Linked DNA regions of Mus musculus: all the other regions are linked to region 3. Evidence: chromatin loops called from intact Hi-C (ENCODE). Cell type or tissue: gastrocnemius. All regions are shown on one strand.

Evidence for each region. Hi-C counts contacts between places; a loop is a spot of excess contacts. Peaks named below come from ENCODE experiments on the same cell type or tissue, not always from the same donor. Only the 100,000 strongest peaks of a DNase experiment are listed, where the experiment ranks them.
Region 1: a loop joins it to region 3, with 4 times the contacts of the local background. A loop is called at or near these places in 12 of 42 quality-filtered maps.
Region 2: a loop joins it to region 3, with 14 times the contacts of the local background. A loop is called at or near these places in 37 of 42 quality-filtered maps.

What each region holds. Positions count from the first base shown.
Region 1 is chr7:131,535,276-131,543,275 of GRCm38, forward strand. It overlaps Hmx3 (H6 homeobox 3), which reads left to right and starts at 7,688. Exons shown (of 2, transcript NM_008257.3): 1 at 7,688-8,000. The coding sequence starts at 7,688. In gastrocnemius, a CTCF peak has its summit at 4,858; DNase peaks (open chromatin) are centred at 4,878, 5,581, 6,277, 6,982 and 2 more places; H3K4me3 peaks cover 1,268 bases.
Region 2 is chr7:131,895,720-131,903,719 of GRCm38, forward strand. No RefSeq gene overlaps it. Among named protein-coding and RNA genes, the nearest start is that of Gm34725, 64 kb to the right of the region's middle. In gastrocnemius, CTCF peaks have their summits at 1,754 and 3,776 (motif pointing right); DNase peaks (open chromatin) are centred at 1,767, 2,076, 3,797 and 4,144; H3K27ac peaks cover 644 bases.
Region 3 is chr7:132,210,565-132,218,564 of GRCm38, forward strand. No RefSeq gene overlaps it. Among named protein-coding and RNA genes, the nearest start is that of Cpxm2, 60 kb to the left of the region's middle. In gastrocnemius, a CTCF peak has its summit at 3,120 (motif pointing left); DNase peaks (open chromatin) are centred at 242, 1,699, 2,037, 2,335 and 2 more places; H3K27ac peaks cover 1,491 bases.

The sequences.
Region 1 (8,000 bases), 680 kb before region 3:
ATACTAAAACGTTGATTATATAGAAGTTACTGGTGCCCATGTGGATCCATGTGTGCTGAATCAAAACAAAAGAAACAAGCCAGGTAGTCATGGAGAAGGAGCTACTATGCATGTAGATTTCAGGTCTTGCCACAAGAGTTCCTGCACATATGCCTTGTGGTGGATACTATTCAAGGAAGAGGGCTAGCAAGCTCATCAGCTCAAGAGTACTTAATCCTGGATGACATCCTGGCACCCATGTCTGACAGCTCACAACTAACAGTTCCAGGGGATCTGACACACTCTTTTGGACTCTGCAGGCACCTGTACACATGATATGCAAACACACACACACACACACACATTAAAAGAACAACAAAAATAAACATAAAATAAACGTAAACAAAGTTGTTTATAAACAAAATAGAAACAAAAACCCCAGTCTACTTTGGGCGACAGATTAAGATCCTGCTTCAGACAGACAAGGAACAAAACATTTGGGTTCCAACTCCACTGCATAAATGGGATACACTACAGATGGTAACTTGAGACTATTCCTGAACAAACTGTCTCTGGAGAGCTATTCTCCATGTCATTATTTCATTATTCATTCTCTCTCTCTCTCTCTCTCTCTCTCTCTCTCTCTCTCTCTCTCTGTATGTGTGTGTGCACGCGCACGTGTGTGTTCCTGTGTTATGTGAGTGTTGGCGTGCATGTATGCCACTATGCACATGTGAAGGTGTCTGCAAACATCCTTGGGGAATCTGTTCTCTTCCACCGAGAGTTCCAAGGATTAAGCTCAAGGTGTCAGAGTTGCCTGGCAAGCTCTTTTACCAGCTGAACCATCTTGCTGCCTGACTCTTCTATTTCGAACTAGTGCCAGGATTATAGGCAGGCACCATCACACCTGTTTTATGCGAGTATGAAACCCAGGGCTTCATGAATGCTAGATAAGCGCTCTACCAATTGAGTTACACCCCCAACTTGTGTCGCTGTTCTAGGTAACAAAATAAGACCTCCAGCCAAGCCTTCTACCAAGGCCTCCAGAGTCACATACGGGTGAGTCCCTTTTTCCTCTCTTGCTAGTCTCCTGTTGGCAACACCACATCTTTGCAGTCTCAGTCTTAGGCACTTCCTTCTGCTTGCGACACTCGTCCTGGCCCCCAACCCCACCACCAAGCATACCTCAAAATATCTGCTTAACCTGCACTTTGGGTATCATGCATGCACATACTCATGCCTGTGCATATCGATGCAGAAGCCAGAGGAGAATAGCAGATATCCTATTGTATCGCCTCTTGCCTTAGTCCCCTTGAGACAGGGTCTCTCACGGAAGCTGAAGCTTGCCAGTTTTCAGCTAGACCGGTTGACCAACAAGCCCCACTGCTTAGATTATAAGTGAGCATTACTGCATCTGGCTTTTTAAAGCATAGATGCTGTGGATTCAAACTCCAGTCATCATGCTTGCCCAGCAAGTACTGAGCAATGAGGCATCACTCAAGTTCAGTGGTTCTCAACCTGTGGGTCACAGCCACAGGGGCAGAATATCAGGTATCCTGCACATCAGATATTTTCATTAGGATTCATAACAGTAGCAAAATTACAGTTATGAAATAGCAATGAAAGTAGTTGTATGGCTAGGGGTCACCACCACAACATGAGGAAATGTATTAAAGGGTCACAGCATTAGTTAGGTTGAGAACCCCTGTTCCAGTTTAACCTCAGTTTCCTAGGGCAGCTTCTCCTGCCTACCTATTTAATACACCGCCATCCTCCCCACCCCCACCGTTTTCCCATTTCCTTTAGCATTTCCCATGACCCTTATCACCTACTTACCCATGCCCAGCTCTAGTGCACTATCCCTAAGGGTAAGACTGCAAGCTCGATGCAGCATCCCAAGTGCCCGGAGTAGTGCTGAGCACACATCTGCTGCTCAACAAGCATCCCAGGCATTGTGATGAAGTTCTTGGCACTTGGTAGGATTTGTTTGGAAAACCCAGCCTGTCTCCACAGTATAAAAGAAATCGAAGAGCAATGTCCACAATGGGAGCCTGTGTGGCTTCAGAGTGAGTACATCACTCCACGAAGGGTGAGCCTTGGGAAGAGATGAGTGTCAAGGTTCACTGGGGACCCCTTTCTGAGAAGCCTCTCCTAATGGTGTCCTGCTTTGCTCTTGTTGGGTTCATGATGGTGGGTCCTGGTGGCTTTTCAGAATTAGGGGACTGGGACATCAGCAAATTATCAGCCATCTAAGCATCAGACACTTTCATCTGCATGATGTTTATTTAGCAGAGGGATGCACACACATGCTATGGTTTGAGTAGTGGTCCAAGGACAACTTAAAGGAAACTAAGTTGATCCCAGGGATTCACCTCAGGTCACCAGATCTGGTGGAAACTCCTTTACCTGTGGAGCCCCAACAGCTCTAAAACACTCTTAGACAGTCAAGTTCCATGGAGAAAACCGCAAACATTTAAAGTTCTTTCCCCTTCACAAGCACTCTACAGAGAGGCTGAAGAGATGCATCAGCAGTTAAAAGCACCAGCTGCCCTTCTAGAGGACCTGAGTTCAATTCCTAGCACCTGTATGGTGGCTCATAGCCATTCATAACTCCAGCTCCAGGGGAATCCGGTGTCTGCTTCTGACCTCCATGGGCACAAGCAACACATGTGGCAGACAGACATATATACCAGCAAAGCACTCATACACACAAAAATAAAATAAATCTTAAAAAGTAAGAAAAGAACTCTTAGGACAGAGCAACCTGTGCATAACTGTGTGTGGGAGACTCCTGTTTTAGAAGGAAACATTTGAAGACACCAGAAGTAGGAAGATGGAGAGGATGTAGGCAGCCTACCAGGATTAGCTAACCTAGCTTTGTCAGAGAAACCAACAAGAACAGATTTTTTTGGTCTGTGGGGTCATCTTTAATCTTAGCACGTGGGAGGCAGAGGCAAGTTGGAACTCTGTGAAATCTCATTTCAGGCCAACCAGAATGACCCAGTAAGCCCCTGTCTCGAAATAAACCACCAACAAATCAATCAATCAGTCAGTCAGTCAGTCAACCAATCAGTCAATATTTTCCAAGAGTAGAGTGGATAAGAATTTACCATAAGCATAACCAGCAGTCACTGCATGTGTCCCCAAGTGTCTTCATAGCAATGTTAGGAGGCTGGGTCCTCGGGTAAGATCTACTTCCTTTTGTTGTATAATCTTGTGCCTCAGTTTCTTCACTTTCAAGTACCGCCCACCTCTCCCTGGGATAGTGGCCAGTGTGCAGTGAGGACTCAACCAGTGACTGATGCCTAAAATTAGCTCTGCACAGTGAGTTCCCTTATTCTCAGAGAAGGGTTAGTAATTTGGCCACTCTAAGGAGTTTAGTACATATATCAAGATATTTATGTCATCAAGGACTACGTGGCTGCAGTCACTCCCTAAGAGCTATACATTCCTCAAAGTCACACTCATTAGCCAAAGCAGGGGTCTTTGGTAGTATTCTAAGTAGCCCGAGGAAAGATGAGCAGGAACTTCCTGGGAGACAGGGTCAGAGTTTTCCTGGGAATCGCAGCTCTAGGCTTTTGTCCATTTTACCTACAAATCAAAAACCTGTAACTCAGGAGTGTTGGATGGCAAATCTAAGCACCAGGAACAGGACAAACCCTAGCTATTAGTTGTGAAGGCCTCCAGCATGGATCTTGCAACTTTGGCTAAACGCTTAGCTGGTCCCTACCCTTTCTGTAAGTCTGTACACTACATCTGGGGAGGACTCATCCACTCTGGCTGCAGAAGGAAGCCCCCTGCCTTGGGTAAAGTCCTAGAGAACATGTGTACACTCCCCTTTCTTGGGGAACAATCTGCTTAGCAACTTGAGTGTGTGCAAATGCACATAAGACTTTTGCGCGTGGCAGGTGTAGGACACAATTCTAAGCATGCTTTTGCCGAGGCCCATTCTTTGGGTAGACGTTTGGTGTTGATCACTAGTATTCTCCAGGCCCCCTTTGCCCTCTTGGATACTTGTCCCAAGATACAGCAGTGTGAAGATCTGACTGTGCACAGCCTGCGTGCTGAAAATCTGTGAGGCACTCTTCAGCAGTCGTGTTCCTGGAAAAGCCTTTAGTTTTTTGTAAAAATATGTAATCAAAGACCTCAGATTATCTGAGTGTGGTTGCTCATACCTGTAGTTCCAGCATTGGGGAGGCTACATACTGACTTCTGGGTAAGCCTGGGCTACAGACCAAGATCCTATGCCAAAACCCCAAACAAGCTAGATTTTCATTAAACACTTCAAAAACTGTGTTAGCTGGAGTGTTTGGGAGGAAGTTGCCAGGGTGTCTGAAGTACTCTTGTCAAGCAGACCAATCCTTTGCAGTGTGAATTGTGACTCCACCCACCCACCCACCCATCCACCCACGCACCTATCTGTTCATCCATGTACTCGCCCACCCATCACCTAAGTCAAGAATTGAGGCATTAACACAAACCTTTACTGAAACGCCTACTCACTGGCCAAGTGTGCACTGAGTTCTCAAAAGATAAATAAGGCAACTCCTCGTCTCATACAGCAGCATCCTGAAGCTCCAGCAACTGCGGTCAGGCTCCACATGAAAAGAAAAGGCTGCAAGGAGAAAACTAAAACCTGCCTTAAAGGGAGACAGAAAGCCAGAAGAGTGAAAAGCAGGAGAGAACTCTTCCAAAGGTGGCTAGACCTGCGGGAATCTGCAGGAGACGTCCCTTGGTTTCTCTCATAACTCAGTTTTTTTGTTTTTTGTTTTTTTTAAGTGCTGTTTTCTAAGGGTGGTAGGGAATATTAGGGCCTAGGCTTTTAAATTCTTAGCATAGATTCTGTGTTTTCTTCAGGTACTTCTGTAGGCTCGAGGATGCCCCATAGAGGGCGCTGTTTGCCTGGCTTTTAAGGCAGCACGGTGCTGGCAAGTGGAGGGAACAAGACTTTCTGGAGAACAAGTAAATTGCTATCCAGGCACCCGAGCTTTTTCGAACCAGAAAGGAAAGCTCAAGTCAGTGCTTCCTGATGTTGACGTCCAGCTGGAGATGCTGACACCCAGTAAAGAGACCCTTTCCTCTAGTGAATACACACACACACACACACACACACACACACACACACATGCTCACATTAGGAAAGATACATGCTGGATCGGCCCAAGTAAGCTGCCTCTTAACTCTTCTTGGGTCCACACTTCTGGGTCTAGTCCTAGAACTGAGATCGGCCAGAAGCCGTGGACCGAATGTCTTTCACGCCTGTCTTCCTGGGACAGATATGTCTTTCAGGTCTACGGACTCATAGATGGGTTTGTTGCGGGTTTTGGTTTTGGTGTGTTTGTTTGTTTGTTTTTGTTTTGTTTTGAGACACAGTGATTGAACACACGGCCTCTCTGGGTAGGCAGAGAGTAAGGTAGCACTGACTCACAACGACCACCTTTCCGAGAAGTGGAAAGTGTTTCCTCTTTCCCTAATTTAAAAGAGTCCTTGTACATCAGAACTTTAGCAAGCGTGCACACGTCTGCAGCTTCTCCCTCACCAGACCCGCACATACCCTTGGGAGCCTCCTCAGCCTAGTGGGCCGCCAGGTTTGCTGTGCGCAAGCAGTGAGCTCCGAACCGATGTCGTCTATTCAAGAAGAACGATTTCTGCTTTGGGTGGGTGGGTGGGGGTGGCCGCTGCTTGTCCCACACTGTTTGGGCGTCTTAGGTACAGCCTCCTCTCTGGACACCTTTTCTCTATAAAATCTGAGCGTATTACCAACCCTGCTTGAGCCTCGGAGCTGTGATTGGCTCCAACTCGGATTTTAGATGATGCGCCCCTGTGCATTCCAGTAAAGCCTTATACGAAATCAAAGGAATAATAGTAACCATTTATAGAAGCGCTACTTACAAGGCAATAGTAGGGTTCGTTACCGAGGGTGGATGTCAAAACTTTAAATACGACCTTCAAGACTTGGTAGAGGCGGTTCTGGTGCCTTAGGTCTGAAAAATAAAATAAACCTACTTCTCATTTGGGGACCCAAAACTGTCCAGGCTGCGCTAGGTAAGCAAGAGGAGCTTGAATTAGGCAAGACTCAACCGAAAGATAAAGAACGGGCTGAGGCGGAGGAAGTTCAGGTGTGAAGGGATTTTCATCCAGGCTGAGAACAAATTGTCATCTTTCTCGGGCCAAGGAACTATCACCAGGGGAAAGGACCCCATGGAAATCTAGAATTGAACTGATTGTCTCTCCGGCTTCCTGCTTGACCCAGGGAGCTGTTAAGGTCGAATGAGTCCAGCTATTCCTCAGAGGCCCGCCGAGATTCTCCAGGGACTTGGAGGCCCTTGGGACATGCTGCAGGTGTCGTTGCCAGGGTCACAAACGAGAAAGGTACTCTTCTGCGCCTTCGGTTCTTGGCGCCTATATTAAAGCATTAGGCAGTTCCAAATGCCACCCTTTGGGGGGAAAGTGCTGTGTTCAGATCGCAGGCTTAAAGTTGATCTTTGAGCCGCGGACACAGTCACCAAGAAAAGAGCGGTGTCCTTCGGAGTACAGTTGTCAGTGAGGAAACACCGCTACCCCGACAGTTGCACAGGGGAAGCGCGTGCACAGAGTCGCATACCCAACTCCTACTCCTGAAAGATTCAGAATCACTCATCCATTTTCAGGACCAAAGGCCAAGGCTACGCGGATTCCTAAGTCGGCAGACTCTCGACTAGACGAAGAGCGGGGAAGCTCTTTTTGGCCGCACCCTGATTAGCAGGTTTGGGGAAAGAAAGTACTGAGTTCTTTCGGGGCCGGGGAGGCGCCCTACTTCCTGGACCCGCACGGCCAAGGCTTTCCAGCCGCGTGGGGCAGCTGGCCTCTGCCAGGCCGGGAGGGGTGGGAGAGCGGCCGCTGCTAGCGCGGATAACCCGGAGGTGACCCAGGCCAGCCTGCTCTGCCCCTCCCCCTCAGGCAGACCGGACAGCAGCCAGCCCGCAGCCGAGCTGCAGGGGGTAGAGGGAGGTGCTTGCTCCAGACTGGAGCAGGTCCGTGCGCTCCGGCCCGCCGGGGGCGTCTCCTTCTTGAGGTCCCTCGCGCGCCTCCCGCTTGGTGGGAGCTCTCAGAGTGCCTCTTTAGCGAGAGCCAATATCCTTTTGTGCTAATAGGTTTGTCCTCATTTGCTGCCTAATTGGACTATATAAAGCCAATAACAGGCGGGCTCTCATAGCCCGAAGCCAAAGCGCCAAAATCCGAGGGAAGGCGAGGAGGGGGCGGTAGAGGAGGCGGCTGCGGGGCCTGGGCTCGGCTGCGCCTTGGCCGGCCTAATCCCATTTGCCATTGTACGCGCCCAATCGCCGTATACTCCCCGCATTTAACTTGGATGACATTTTGATTTCATCATTAGCATCCGGCGCCGGATTGACGCATCCCCAAGCCGGGGACCGCTCTCGCAGCCTCCTCCCGGGGAGCCGCAGCTCCTACCGGCCCCCTCGCTCCCTCGGCGCAGAGGCAGGTCCGCTCCCCGCCCCTCTGGACCCCTCCCCCCATGCGAGCCCGCCCCGGCCCGGTCCCCACCCCGCCCTCCCGCGGCTCGATTCGCGCCCGGGGCGGCCCCCGACTTTGAGCCCCGTAGTTGAGTTCCGTTTATGGTCTGATTTCCGGCCCCTAGCCTGCTCGCCCCGCCGCCCGCCGCCCGCCTGTCCCGCTCCCGCCCTCCGTGGGACCCGGAGGACTGGGGACCATGCCGGAGCCCGGGCCGGACGCCTCGGGCACTGCCAGCGCGCCGCCCCCGCAGCCACCGCCCCAACCTCCCGCGCCCAAGGAATCCCCGTTCTCCATCAGGAACCTGCTCAACGGAGACCATCACCGGCCGCCCCCGAAGCCTCAGCCGCCCCCACGAACGCTCTTTGCTCCGGCCTCGGCTGCTGCCGCCGCCGCCGCCGCTGCGGCCGCCGCAGCCAAAGGTGCCCTGGAGGGCGCCGCGGGCTTCGCGCTCTCGCAGGTGGGCGACCTGGCTTTCCCCCGCTTTGAGATCCCAGCGCAGAGGTTTGCCC
Region 2 (8,000 bases), 310 kb before region 3:
GAAACGGGTTCTGGTTACAGGTGGGCAAAGAGAGAGTTGGCGAGAAATGGCAAACAAATACAGACACTGAGAGAGTGTATATCTGAATGTAATTTGTCTCAAAATGAGCATCAGTTTTATATAATACAGAAAACAGAGGAGTAGGATATCACAGCAGGCAAGGTACATTGAAGTATCTGACACAAAACAGAGGAATGCCTTCAAAGGACTGGCAGGAACCAACTGGGATAAAATCAATGTTAACAACTGGGATCAAAAGCAGCCCCACCTAAGGTCAGCTTAATCTTAGCAGTCAGGGGCAAGGGCTTCGTGCCCTTGCCATAGTTCTAATTCTAGTCTATTGTATAGTCCACCTCCCCCCTAGGACATTGTAAATTCCTGTGTATGGGTGTAACTCAGCTATCTATAGTTCTAAGTATCTACTCTGGTTCCTCCTTAGACCACAACCTTCCTTCTTCCTAGATAATGGTAAATTCCTGCATATGGGAGTAACTTGGCTATTATTCTAAGTGATTGTGTGTGGGGACTTTCTAATAATAAGTAATGTAGTCTGCCATACCTGACTGTAATGAAGACTCTAAGTATACTTTGCTAAGCTTGCCCTGAGATTCTAACTCTAGGTAGGAGATAGTAATGCCTGATTTCTTTCACTGTCTCTCTTACAATACTAGAGGCAATTCTGAATGTCACTAAATAGGCAACATTCTTACTGAATTCAAAGCTCAAGGACTGCCTAGGACTGGTGAAGGAATATAACTTAGCTATATGTCAAAATCAATCTTTAGAGGCACTTATAATAAAGCAATATTAAGGGAGAGCACACAGATCCATTTACCGACTAAAGCAAGGACAAATTTGGAGCATTCGTCATTATAGGATGCCACGTTCCTGGCGACTGTTTCCGTGAACTTTTCGCCTCGGGACTGTGTCCAGGCTTTTGGCTCTGTCACACGGGTCACTATTGGAGTGGATGTGGCATTTCCCCATGATATACTCCTAGGCTCATCTTCTCTCTACTGTCCCACTGTCTCACTAATCCTTTAATCCCATAGTGTCATGACCATGGTATGTCAGAAACATAACCATGTTTGTGCTTTTCCACAATACCAGAATTTTTTTTTTCAGAAATTTTTGTATAAAAATAAACTCACAAGTTTTGGTGATTTTGTTGGCAACAACTTACAAAGCAGTACCACTTACCTTAGCCCTCCTCCCTTAGCCCTCCTTAGACAAACACGGGTTCTTTATTTTTAATTTATTATTGATATTAATTCTCAGATTATATATTGCACACCAAACACTAAGTCTCTCTCTCTCTCTCTCTCTCTCTCTCTCTCTCTCTCTCTCTCTCTCTCTCTCTCCCCACACACACACACACACAAATTCTACCATCTATCTATCTATCTATCTATCTATCTATCTATCATCTATCTATCTATCTATCTATCTATCTATCTATCATCTATATGTGATTTATCTATCTCTACCTGCCTATCTATCTTCTTCCTCTACATCATTTGTCTATCATCTATCTATCTATCTATCTATCTATCTATCTATCTATCTATCTATCTATTTTAGAAAATGACTACAAAGGGTTAGAGTGCAAAGAGGCTTGAGAAACAGTGAAGCCACCTTATCCAGAAGTCAGAGGCCATGGTACAGTGCCTTCTGCTTCTCCTTACAGGGAGTTCTGTGAAACCAGCTAGAAAGTCCTCCAGGACCTCGGCTGTCAGCAAGATGACCACTGAGGGGAGCCCTTGAACCATCAACCATGAATGTTATTGTCCTAGTTTCAGGTCGTAGTCCCACAGCCGCTTGGATTTGTGGCTGTCCTTACACCTGATGTCCTTGAGTTTGCCTATGATGCAGCACGTCTCCTTTCTCCAGGTGCAGGACCAGAGTGGACAACCCAAGGTAGAGGAGCTGGGCTCTGCCACACAATTCCTGTGTGACTCTGAGCAAGCCATACATTCTCTCTGGGGCTGTCTTCTTATGCCAGTCAGGATCCTTGGGAAGGGGCAAACAGAACTGGCTCTGACCAGCTGAAACTTTTTGGGGCAAATGCCAAGGATGACAGAGATGGAGCAAATCAGGAAAGAGCAGAGAGGGGCTGACAGCCAAGACCCAACAAGGTCGTCTCAACGGAGATGCCTTGCTTGTTCTCACTGCCTGGCTAGCTGCTGTCCCTGCTGAAGAACTCTGGAACAACCCTGCCCTCTTTGATCCTGCTTCTCTGAGACCCCCATCAGGGTTCCTGTCCTGGTTGAGGTTGCCTGGCTTCAGAATCTGTACATGGATGGTTCTAGAAACAAGCCAGCTCCCAGGTGGGAAGGGCTTTGGACCTGATAACTACATGGGACCAATATTTGTCACACTCCTTACCTGTGCAGTTAGCTCTAGGCTAGCCTAGCTTGAAGAGCAGCAATAGCAGCAGAAGTGAGGACAGCAATGTACCTGATGTCATGTCCTTGGTGATCCTGTAGTTCACACCACGTATCAAACATTGGCCACAGTCCCTGATGGTCATTAACTCACCAAACACTCAAGAAACTCCAAACATAAATCTGATCATGTTATGGACAAAGAAAGTGGGTGTGGTGGTCTGTTTTCTTTTACTATACTGAAATACCCAAAGCTGTGTCATGCCTAAGAAAAGAGGTTTATTTAGTCAGGGGTGTGGTGCTGGCTCACTTTTGCTTCAGCTCTGAGTGAGAACCCTACAGTGGGAAAGTAAAAGGGGAGCTGTGAATGCCCACCACAGGCTTGTGTTTGAACACTCAACCCTGGCAGATGGTGCCATTTGGGAAGGTTGTGGGGTCTTTAGGAGGTAGGGCCTTACCGGAGAAAATGTCTCAGGGGGAATGAGGTATGTATTCAGGTTTACAGTCAGGCTCAGCTTCCAGCTCCAGTTTCTGCTTCTGCTGCATAGTCTGTGGAGATGTTAGAAACCATGCCACAAGTTCCTACCAGTGTGGAACGCAGGAGCCAGCTGCTACGCCATCCCTGCTGTGAATCTATGAGCCACGTAAGTCTCTCTACCTTAAGTGGCATCTTCTCAGGTGTTTGGTCACAACATTAAGAAATGTAACTAGTGCAGAACCTCAGAGGACTTTGGGATGTCAGTGGAACTACAAACCCTCTTAGTTATCTCTAAGGGGAGATGAATTCCCCAGACTCCAGACCCTACCTCAGGAAGGTTCCATTGCCTCTTAGTGGCACTTCAATGGAGACCAAACTTCCAACACAAGCCTCTGAGTTCACACTTAGACTGCATCTATACTTAGCAGAGAGTTGAAATTATATCTCCAAGGTCATGCGCCTAGTGAGAGGCATTAGGGATAATTCCAACGCAGGCATTTGGTTCTCTTAACCCTATATTAGACTGCTACTTTGGGTACAGAGACCCTCGCTACCCCAAAACCCCACTGAAGGGCGAGCATGAGTCAGCGTGGGGCATACATACACACACACACACACACACACACACACACACACACACACACACACACATATATAGTCTCTAGGGTTTAAAATCTTTTCTGTCTGCTAAGGTGAGGCATCCTGATTTTCTGAACAAAAGAAACATCAAGAAATGTTAGACAAACACAACTGCGTCTGAGGGAGAGAAGTAACATTTCATCTTCAGACATTACACCAAGAAGTCTGTGAAATGAGAAAAGCCAACCAACATTCACTTTCAAAGCCCTTCAGGGCCTCTGACAAAAACTCCTCAGGCTTTCTGAGGAAGTTGGCAGTGGAGCGTCTTTACAAGAGATTCACCACTTGGGGGCAGACTGGGCCTTGTGGAGAATATCAAGTTTGGGCTTGAGAAGTGTCTCAGCCTAAAAAAAAAAGAAAGAAAGAAAAGCAGGCTGTTTGCAGCCTGGCCAGGATGCGTGGCTCCAGGGACCAGAACTGTATTTTTATCTGCTGCTCATTTTTAGCAATCTGGTAGAAGTCTTCTTTTTTGACACACAAAAGGAGTTGGCTGCCTTTTGCAAGAAGGAGTCCCTGTTTAGGAGAATGGTCTATGGCTGGAGCTGCTCCTCTCAAGTTTGTCACCAGAGCTGTGCCCTTAGGGAGATCACGTCCCTCTTCCTCCTCCTTGCAAGCATAGCTCTGCATTGCCTCTGGTAGGCCAAATGCCTTCCTGCTTCTCAGCTAAGCTGGACAGCTTTGTCATGGTGATAGACCCTGGGCTCCTACAGCTACCCATCATGCTTTGGGCTGGGCTGAGGACCTCCCATTTGGGCAAATGGGGATGAGTATTAGGTAACATACTCACCCTCTCATGCCTGTCCCCCCCAATAAGCTGACTGGGCCTAACATGAGGTGGATGTATGCCTGAAGATGTTCCTGGCAGGCATTTGCTCTGCTCTAGGCCATTCCTAGAACTTTGGTTCCATCTGGGGTCCAGCCCTGAGAAGGGCAAGATCTCATTTAGAGGAAGAGCTCAGCTCCCACAATGCCTCCTTCCTTCCCAGCTCTAGACCCTGGTACGTATGGGCTCCTAGTTGCCACCCACTCAGGTTCCAGTAAGGACCACAGCATGGCAGGGTGGAAAGCTGTGCTTTCCTGCCCCCCAAGCTTTGCATGAGAATCTTTCGGGTCCCTGGGGTCTGGTGAGTTGAGTGAGTGAAGTAAGGCTGTGTGCCATGTGCCTCATGGCCTAACTTACACACCTTGCTATGTGTGCCTTTCCCTCAGGGATGCAGGATTTGTTTGTTTTACCGTGGATATTCTTAGAAAGATTATAGCTGGCTCCAGTAAGGCAATAGGCCCTGGGGGAACTGCAGGGAACAGAGCAGGACTAGCATTCCATAAAGTGTCCCAGGGATGACACTACCCACAGTGGGTTGGACCATCTCATATCAACCATTAATCAAGAAAATGATCTACAGACATGTCCATGTCTGATGGAGGCAATTCCTCAGCTGAGGTTCCCTCTTTGTAAGTGACTAGTTTGTGACAAGTTGACAAAAGCTAAATAGAAGACTGTTACAAGAACCCTCAACAGGGCTCTAATATATGGACCTGGAGGCATGTCCTTCCTTCAAAGTCATCAAATGCCTACTATGGGTGGTCCCAGCCACTGCCTGTGGGAAGCTTAGAGAGCCAAGGACCTAGTACAGTTGCTATACTATGGCTTGGTCTAGAATGTAAGAGAATTGAGGGGAAGATTGTGCTGTGCTTTAAATGTTCCCCTTGCTCTTTCCACTTAAAAGAAGTACATATTAGATTCATTTGGTAAGAAGGATTCCTAAGTGAGGAAAGGCCCCACCAGACTGGTCTGTGGGAAAGTCTGTGTGGGTGGTACCACTTCTGGGCTGGTAGTCTTGAGATGCATAAGAAAGCAAGCTGAGCAAGCCATGGGGAGCAAGCCAGTAGGTAGCACTCCTCCGTGACTTCAGCTTCAGTTCCTGGGTTCCTGCTTTGAGTTCCTGTCTAGGCTTCAGTGATAGAATATGACATAGTGAGAACTCTTTGATAAAATTAACTCTTCCTTCTCCAAGCTGCTTTTGGTCACAGCATTTTATCACAGCAATAGAAACTTGACTATGACAAGGGTTTATTTTGGCTCGCAGTTTGATGGTACAGTCAGTTCATCACGGTGGGGAAAAGCATGGTGGTTTGACTGTGAGGCAGATGGTCACTCTGACTCCACAGTCAGGCATCTCAGAGAGATGAATGCTGGTACTCAGCTTGCTTTCTACTTTTTATTCAGACTGGGACCCCAGCCCATGGAATGGTGCTGCACAGTTAGAATGGCTCCTCCCACTTCTGTTAACTTTTCTGGAAACTCCCTCTTAGACATGTCCAGAAGCTTATCTCTAAGGTGATTCTTGATTCTGTTGAGTGACTTGTAGCTCACCAGTTCAGCTAGGCTGGCCAGGGATCTTCTTACCTTTGAATCCCCACGCCTGGGGTTACCAATGTGTAGTATTACTATGCTGTACTTAAGAAAAGTAAAACAGGCTCTGGGGATCAAACATGGAGCTAGACTGGCAATCAGAAATCCTCAGAGACCCTCTTGACTTTGTACTAACCCTAACCCTAACCCTAACCCTAACCCTAACCCTAACCACTAACCCTAACTGTAACCCTAAACCCTAACTGTAACCGTAACCGTAACCCTAACCCTAACACTAAACCCCAAACCTAACTCTAACCCTAACCCTATCCCCCCCACCCCCCGTAGGAATAGCACTCAGGATCCGCTAGATGAAGAGGAGGCTGCCATGCCCATGGCAGAGGGTAGCTAACTAACATCAGCACCTGACCATTGCTTGGCAAAGGCAGTCACATATCCCTCCACAGATAGGAAGCAAGAGCTAGCTAGGATAAAGATGCAAAGATTGGGGGTGGACATAGATCCTCCCAACTGATTCCCTAGTTGGGGACCCAGCAGACCCTTTCTAAAGGCTGAGCATTTCTTTTGTACCACCCCCACCAGTACTTCCATGAGAAACCTGTCAAAATAAATTACATATTATAGATTCTGGGGAGTTGGGGGACCAGCTGTTACCAAAATGCTTGGTCTAATTTTAAGTTGATTCATTATGCATGATTAATTCCCAAAGTCCTGAGAAAGAGAGAGAGAGAGAGAGAGAGAGAGAGAAGAAAGAGAGAGAGAGGTGAGCCTAGCTCCCCTAGCACATGGTTCAGTCACACTGGAAACATGTCTGAGCTGTCCCTTTACCCCATAATTGCTGCTGCTGCTGCCATCTTAATTTCCACTCTGTATCAGGAGATATTTAGATAAACACAAATGCGAAGACCTTAGTTTATTTATAAGTTTATTTATGTGTGTAGGTATATGCATATGCTTGTGTATATATGTGTATGGATGTATATGTGTGTATATGTGTATATGTATGTTTATTATGTATGCATATATATATATATATATGTTTGTATATGTGTTTGTGTGTCTGTTTATGGTGTGTGTGTGTGTGTGTGTACAGGTGTGTATGTGAGTGTGTGCATGTGTATGTGTGTGTGTATGCCAGCACTTTCTTACGTATCTAACACTAGATGTTCCAGGATAAGCTGTTCTATTCCCTGCTGGCCCTGGAGCCAGTCATTTCCTTGGGAAGTTTCTTTTCTTATTGAGCACAGCATTAGAAAGCAAGACCCAGGCACAGACCGTGTGACTGTGCTGCTTCTAGGCCTCTCAGCTGACAGAGAAAGGAATGTGTGGGTCTACGCCACGGATACCTTGCCTCTCTATCTGCTTCTTTGCCTGTTTCTACATTAAGCTGAACACGGACTCATGCTCACGTCTCCAGTTTCCACCCATCACTCCTGGATCATTCCACCCTTCCCTCCTTCTTTATCCACACTAAAGATGAATTGACTGTTCGGCCCCAGAGTGGCTTCACAATGGTCAGCCATACCTTGTGGGAAATGACTTCATCAGAGGGCAGCAGAACAGTGTGCAGTCCCTTCTTATACTGTCTCCACCAGTGAGAGGACCCAGCCGACGGCAGCGGTCTGGCTTGCTTCCTGCTCTTTCTTAGCCCTTCCTGCAGAATCTCTCCTCACTTAACTTCTTGTTCTTCATCAGAAGAAACACCCAGGAAAGGTTAGGGCTGTGTGACACATTCCCACACTAAGGACACTGGCCCTGTGCTCGGCCCTGGTGCTGAGGAGACTGTGGGGGGAGGGGTCTGATCATTTGGGATGCTCTGATTTGGAGTGGTCTCTTTTCCTTCTACTTTAATTTGGTGTGTTCCTCACTGCTCTAGTCTTCCCTTCGAGAGCAACTTCTCTGTGCTCAGCTCTGAGCAGGCTATGGAGATGCGAAAACAAATGATGTCAGCCTGACCCTGGGGATAGAGACACAAACATGGCAGCCTTCTGTGGCTAACACTACTACTTGAGGACCATGCAGGGAAGATGACAAACTCAAGAATGGGAACTGAGGTGCCGAGAATAAAAAAACCACACTGATATTAAAGTTTCTATGGGGTCAATGGACTGATTAGAACTTCCAT
Region 3 (8,000 bases):
AGTTTTACCAACCAGCCTCAGCGTGATACTAGGTCTCTATTCTATAGTCACATCGAAAGTGCCCGGGCCCCGCCCCCCATCTTACCTAATCTGGAAAATTCTGCTTAGAAAATTGCACTCTTCTCCCAACCAGCCCTGCAATGCTCTGGAAACTGAGTTTGGGAGGAATCCTCGGTTACTTGGCACCTGGAGCCTGAACCCAGCAGCCCCAGGGAAGCCTGGGAAGAGAGGGGCATCAGCAAGAGCTGGTTTCCATGGAAACAGGACTCCAAGCCTGGGATCCAGAGTCACCTTAGCTGCTCTGAGTAGCCTGTGTGGCTCACACCTGTGCAAGGGGCTCCTGACCATCTATCTAGACCTGGAGGCAACTCTCCCCACAAGGAGCGTGGTCCAGGCTGACCATGGCTGACAGTACCAAGTCTTAGTGTTAGGATCCATTTAGTCCCCACTCTGTCAAACCAACCGGACAGGAGGAGCATCCAAAGAAGGCGCAAGCTACAGAAGATTCCTGTCGACTCTCCCAGCTGGTTCCCAAGAGAGAGGGAGTGAGTTAGGCCTAACTCCATCACCCCCCTCCCCCGCTCTCCACTCGAGAATATGCCCACTGCTCCACTCGAGAATATGCCCACTGCTCCCAGAAAAACACAATATCTCTCTGTTCAACCCTTCTACTGCCCCTGTGCCACGTGCCAGGCCCACAACACCCAACCCTCAGCTGCCCGTGAGCACGCGCCGCTTCCCCAAACTCCACTTCACCTGCTCTGCTTCTTTACAGATGGGAAACAGGTTTCCGTCTACTCATGAGCTCCTAGAGTCCCCGTGTTTTTAAGTTCCCCTTTCACAGCCTATCACAGGAGCCTCCAGACCCTGTCCCTTTCTAGTCTGAAGACATTTCTGGGGTCCCTTTTGGACGAATGATTCGATCAAGGGAGGGAGGGGCCTGTGCCCTGTCCTGTTCCCTCACACTCAGATCAAGGGGTCCTTCAGCTACCCCTACTTCCCTCCCCAGAGGGCCCACGCTCTGGCCTGCCCTCCATATCGTTCTCGGGTCTTAAGAGAGTTTTGCCACTTGCAGAGAACTCGGAACCTAAAACAGGGAGTTTGTCTATCACTAGACAGAATGAAGCCGAGATCAGGGATGAGGGTCAGGAGCCTCTGCAGCAGTTGGGGGACCTAGAGCAAGGATCTCCCTCTCGGGCCTGTTCCTGGTCTGCTAAAGAGGGAGTCAGACTAGAACCTCTCCAGCTTGACAGCCCGGCCATCTTTATGTAATTAATATTTCAGCTGACTAAGGCCATCAGTGGAAAACAGACAGAGCAAGAAGGGTAAAAACAAAAGAGGTTATGTTGGAATTCATACAGTGTGCACACCCAGGCCCTGTCCGCAATAAAGAGTCTCTTAAAATGGGGGCAGACTCAGCCAAGATCTGGTCTCTACCATTGAAGCCAAAGGGAACCTGAGCTCGTCCCGGGGGCTTTGGCTGGAAAGAGCTGGGGTGGGCCTGGTGGGGAGGGCCCTGCACAGAACCTTGAGGCCAAGCCTGGTCAACAGGGATTAGGCTCAACAAAAGAGCCTTGTGCAGTGAGGAGCCCAGCGCCTGGTTTCCTGTGCTTTGGTGACCCACACAGAACAGCATCTGATTGCATCTGGACAAGGTTTCTGTCCTTCCCATCATGCCCTGAGCCTCTCTTGGCTGGCACTCAAACCCTGCCTGTGTCTATGGCCTTTGCCCAGTTTTACCCATTCATGGAGATGTAAGGAAGACTTGGCGGCTCTCAGGAGCTCTCAGAAGCCTGGCATACCTCTGGGGGCTACTGGAATGAGCCCTACTTGTATAGAATTTCAAAGTTTCCTTCCTCTTCAAGAGTCTGGGCTGAAACTCAACCTTAGCATTCAGAGCAACAGCAGAAAACCTCCATCCACTTCCCTCCTCAGCACACAGGCACAAGAGTCTCACAGTCTGGAGTCGAAATCAAGTGCTGGGTATTGAGGCCAGCTGACCTGGGCTTGCTGGCTGGCAAACCAGGCTCAGGCTATTTCTGATTGGTAGTAGGTTAGCAAGCACCATATGCTGCACCCTATGACATCATTGTGTGGTCCACTGGCAAGTGCCAAAGGAAAACATGTCCCACAGTCTCCAAGAACTGCAGGCATCCATGCCTACAGCATCTCTCATAGATTCAGTGCTAAGCTACTTCTAAGCATTTAACAGTGGTTTAGTCTCTTTTATCATTTCCTTTTCTAAAAAAAAATTAGGTGTCTGTGGGCACATATTGCATGCATGCAATATGTGTGCCGAGCATATGGAAGGCTAGACATTGGTGTTGGGTCCCCTGGAGCTGGAGTGAAGCCATTATGAACCACTCCAAACTGGTGACAAGAACTGAAATTGGGCCCTCTGGGTAAGCAGCAAACATTCTTAACTGTTGAGATATTTCTCCAGCCCCTTCCTAACCTATACACATGCCTTTTTGTGGCAGGTTTTCCTGTAGCCCAGGCTGGCTATGTAACCTTGTTACATACACACACACACACACACACACACACACACACACACACACACTCCTTTGTGGCTTTTTAAATCAGAATGTCATCTAACTCAGGATAGCCTAAGATTCAGCAAGCTGCCCAAGCTAGCCTTGAACTTCCCTAGCATGGAGATTACAATCATACTCTACTGTACTCTACTTTAGTCCCATTTTGCAGGTGAGAAAACCAAGTCATAGAGAAGGTTGCTCCTGCATAGGATGGACTGGAGTGGAGAGTGTTGTTGGCAAGAGTTGATTCTGAGACTCACCAGGAGCTACATTTACTGTGGGAACTCAGAATGTCCTCATAAGGGCAGTGGAAGGGAGGCTGGGATCCAGCCCTGTCAGAAGATGCTGGCTTTGAGCCCCCAAGAGACAGATTCCAGTCCCTGGAATAGACTGGCCCTACAGGAAAGCCAAAGCCCAGAATTCCAGAGTTATTTTTTGGTGGGGAGGAAAGCGGCCTGCCCCTAACTGGTGGAGAGTGGGGCCGTGGAGGAGGCCAGCCCCGATTTCCTAGGGGATTTGGGGAAACTGCATGTAGCTGGTGGAGAGGGAGCATCCCAGCACATTCCCAGGCCCAGCCCGCCCCCTGCTGGCCATAAGGGAGAACACAAAACGTCAGCTGCCAGCAAAAGTGATCTACGGTTTCAACTCCAACTCAATTTGAAAGGTTGGGAATTGAGTGTAAATTTGTGTCATTCGTTCCAGCTACTCAGTGAATGGAGACCTTTCCTTTTCTGTCCATTTGCCAATGAAATCGCTGCATGGGAGGAACTAAATGTGTGGAATATTCCAGTCACAGCTTGGGGTAGGAAGATGAGTATCAAGATTCAAGGATAAACAAGCTGGATTTTAGCAGCCCCCTCCCCACTCCTGTGCTTTTGAAGTCCATTATGACTCTCAAGACATAAATGCCCAAAATATTTCATTCAAAACTCAGGAACAGAATCCCAAGCAACCTTACGTAGTTTAGATGGCACACATCCCCTTTCTGTTGGCACCATCAGGTCCACAAACGTAAAAACCCTTTCACAGTCACATGATCTCATAGGCTTTTCGGAGGCCCGAGGCCTCGGAACTTAGTTACTAACAGGATCCCAGGCTGGCTCTCTGCTGGCGTCTGGTGTTGAAGTATTGGCAAGAGAAAGTGCCAGATGTTGGCTAGGACCCAGGCCTTCTACGTAAAGCAAGAATGAATGTCCGGGCCACAACAAAGTAGGTACTATGCTCTTTGAGCTGGACGTAACTTCAAAATCAAGCCTCCACTCACCCAGTACCAGTATTACGAGCCCCTGAGGGTGGCCCCCATCTTTGAGAGGTGGTTGGGTCATGAACACTGTGACTTCATCCTGATACGAGAGGCCACTGTCTGGATGTCTGGACCTAGGGTCCCCATGTTCTTGGAGCCTATTCAAATTTATTTTTAAGCACAGGAGGACTCAAAATGGTGAAGAAAGTTTATTCAGAAGCAAAGCGATAGTGCAGACTGGTTATGATGCAAAGGAGTAGCAGCTTCCCTGAGCTGTGCTACTCAACGGCTTTAGTTATTGTTTGGGACTTCCTTTTCTGGGGTCCACGTGGAGCAAGGGTTAGTTACTAAGGTGCATACCATGGGTGGATCTCCGTTTAAATCTACAGATTTGAATTCTGCACACATAGCTACCTGTGTGCATCCTTTCCCATGATGCATCTGATTTTAACCATATGCATACCCAATTATGCACAGGCATAAGATGATATCTCAGTCAGGGTTTCTACTGCTGTGATAAGACACCATGGCAAAAAGCTGGGGAGGAACGGGTTTCTTTCAGCCTCCATCTTGTATTCCATCATCCGGGGAAGTCTAGGCAGAAACTCAAGGCAGGAACCTGGATGCAGGACGTGATGCAGAGGTCATGATTAGTGCTGCTTACTGCCGTGCTTCTCACGAGTTGCTTGTTCAGCTTGCTTTCTTATACAATCTAGGATGCCCTGCTCGGGGTGGCACCACATGCAGTGGGCTGGGCCTTCCTATATTAGTCTATGGAAGCATTTTCTCAATTATGATTTCCTAGATATGTCAAGGTCTGTATCAAGCTGACAAAAATCCAACCAGAATACATGAAAGAAGAAGCTTGGTTTGCCACATTGCTAGTGCACCCCAAACTAGTTCAGGACACAACAGCCCCCGCCTAGTGCACTCAGATATGTTCCGCTGCAGATTCAAATGACAGTGGGATACAAAGCGAGGAGTTGCTAAAGGTTGCTAGGAAGAAGTAAGCTGACGTGTTGTTTGAAGTGGGTCGTTTATGCAGTTCAGTGCAGGTAGGTGTGTCCTAGGTTTCTAGGTGCATCGTTAGGGGAGAGGTGGGTGCACAGTCCTAGCCACAATTTTTGCTAGAAATGTTCATCAAGTCTTTGATTCTTTGAATAAACTTAGGGCCAGAAAGGTTTTCGTTCAGGTATAGGGATGATGGGATGTCAGCGTGCAGGCAAGAAGAAAGTTCACATTCTTCTCTGTGTCTCTTTCTGTCTCCATCTCTCTTCCTCTCTTCCTCTGTCTCTCTCGCTGTCTCTTTGTCTCTTCCTCTCTCCCTCTCTCCCTCTCTTCCTCTTTCCCGCTCTCTCTTAGATTTCAAAGCCCCATGGTCACCTTCAGAGAGTTCTCAGAGTCCTGTGAACCTGCTCCCAGACCCATGGCTCGGGGAATTAGGACAGGAGAGAAGGGAGTCCTGTCTCCCACTTCTCTGCCTGAATTCCAACTAGAGTGACTGGTCCTGATGAGAATTCCTGGAATAAGGTCTTCAGTGCTGAGGTCACAGAACTCCTGAATAACCAAGGACAAATCAGTGAGCCTGTGGCTAGACACTCTCTGAGGTGAGAACAGTCACCCAACGGTACTAACGACCAAGAGAAGAAGCCTCCTGGGAGGAAGGCCCCTCCTCCTCTCCCATTCCTGAGGATGAGTGGCGGATCTCTCTTGTTTACACCCTGTGTCTGTACTTGAATTTGGCATATTCAACTGGGGCAGGAATACACTTTGCATTCTTGAATGCCCAGTTATTTATGAATTCCTAATCTGGGAGCAACAGAGCTCTGACCTCATTGCTGGTAGCAGCCCTATCCAGCTCTTGAACTTCAAGACTCTTCAGAGCCCACAGGACAACAATACTTGGCCCCCTCTTTCCTGGTTTTGTGGCAAACTCTGAGCTACACTTCTTTAAGTATCTCAAGCCTCGCCATTTCTCACAAATATTCTCGTTTCCCTTGGAAGCCCTTTTGATCCTGGTGCCGCTGACTTACTGGGCTTCTGGGCACACCACTGCTCTGAGCTGTGCTAGGCTCTTCCAAGATCTGGTGTTTGACCCCTTTCCCTTCTGGAAGCAGATGTGCCTCTTGCCATCTGCTGGCTTTAGTTAGAAAGGGGAGTGACTGTTGAGAAAGGGGGAAAAATTTAAAATCTTTCTGAATCTTTTGCTTGTTCCCAGAACAAGGTTCTTGAACTTAAAAGCTGAGTAATCTTAACATTTCATTTCAGCCGAGGTCTATCCTAGGGACGTTAGCATGGATTTACTCTAGCTCCCAAAACAGTTAAAGTCTTTGGGGGGTGGGGGGAGTTAGAGTTTATGAGGAGCTGGGCTAAAGCTCGGCTGGTAGAAGCTTGTTTAGCGTGCACAAAGCCCTGTGATCTGTTCTCAGTAGTGCACAAACTGAGTGTGGTGGTGCACATGTGTGAGCCTAGCACTTGGCAAGTAGAGGCAGGAAGATCAGAAATACAAGGTCATCCTTGGCTGCACAGCAAGTTCAAGGTCAGCCCAGGAAACATAGAACCCTCGCTCCAGAAACAGGGGTCCTAGTATCTATTTCTTTCCTAGTCTGTTGCAGAGCGACACAGGTGGCTCTGCTTGGCCTGCCATCCTGGATGACACCCATCCTCTCTTAGAAAGAGACCATGTAAAGACCATGTAAAGCAAAAGACACCATCAATAAGACAAAAAGGTCACCAACAGATTGGGAAAGGATCTTTACCTATCCTAAATCAGATAGGGGGCTAATATCCAATATATACAAAGAGCTTAAGAAGCTGGACCCCAGAAAATCAAATAACCCCATTAAAAAATGGAGCTCAGAGCTAAACAAAGAATTCTCACCCGAGGAATACCGAATGGCTGAGAAGCACCTGAAAAAATGTTCAGCATCTTTAATCATCAGGGAAATTCAAATCAAAGCAACCCTGAGATTCCACCTCACACCAGTCAGAATGGCTAAGTTCAAAAACTCAGGTGACAGCAGATGCTGGCGAGGATGTGGAGAAAGAGGAACACTCCTCCATTGTTGGTGGAATAGCAAGCTTGTACAACCACTCTGGAAATCAGTCTGGTGGTTCCTCAGAAAATTGGACATAGTACTACCGGAGGATCCAGCAATACCTCTCCTGGGCATATATCCAGAAGATGTTCCAACTGGTAAGAAGGACACATGCTCCACTATGTTCATAGCAGCCTTATTTATGATAGCCAGAAGCTGGAAAGAACCCAGATGTCCCTCAACAGAAGAATGGATACAGAAAATGTGGTACATTTACACAATGGAGTACTACTCAGCTATTAAAAACAATGGATTTATGAAATTCCTAGGCAAATGGATGGACCTGGAGGGCATCATCCTGAGTGGGGTAACCCAATCACAAAAAAATTCACATGATATGTACTCACTGATAAGTGGATATTAGCCCAGAAACTTAGAATACCCAAGATACAAGATACAATCTGCAAAACACATGAAACTAAAGAAGAACGAAGACCAAAATGTGGACACTTTGCCCCTTCTTAGAATTGGGAACAAAACACCCATGGAAGGAGTTACAGAGACAAAGTTTGGAGCTGAGACAAAAGGATGGACCATCTAGAGACTGCCATACCCAGGGATCCATCCCATAATCAGCCTCCAAACGCTGACACCATTGCATACACTAGCAAGATTTTGCTGAAAGAACCTAGATATAGCTGTCTCTAGTGAGGCTATGCCAGTGCCTGGCAAACACAGAAGTGGATGCTCACAGTCAGCTATTGGATGGATCACAAGGCCCCCAATGGAGGAGCTAGAGAAAGTACCCAAGGAACTGCAAGGGGTCTGCAACCCTATAGTGGAACAACAATATGAACTAACCAGTAACTGCCCCCCCCCCAGAGCTCGTGTTTCTAGCTGCATATGTATCAGAAGATGGCCTAGTCAACCATCATTGGAAAGAGAGGCCCATCGGGCCTCAGTACAGGGGAACGCCAGGGCCAAGAAGTGGGAGTGGGGGGGGGAGGGTTGGGGGGACTTTTGGGATAGCATTGGAAATGTAAATGAAGAAAATACCTAAGAAAAAAAAAGAAAGAGAGCATGTACCCTAATGCCCTGCCCTGACTGTGAGATGTCAACACCCTCTGGTGTGTGACATTCTGTCCTGTCAGGTGACCCCAGAATTCCTGCCACATCCCTCCT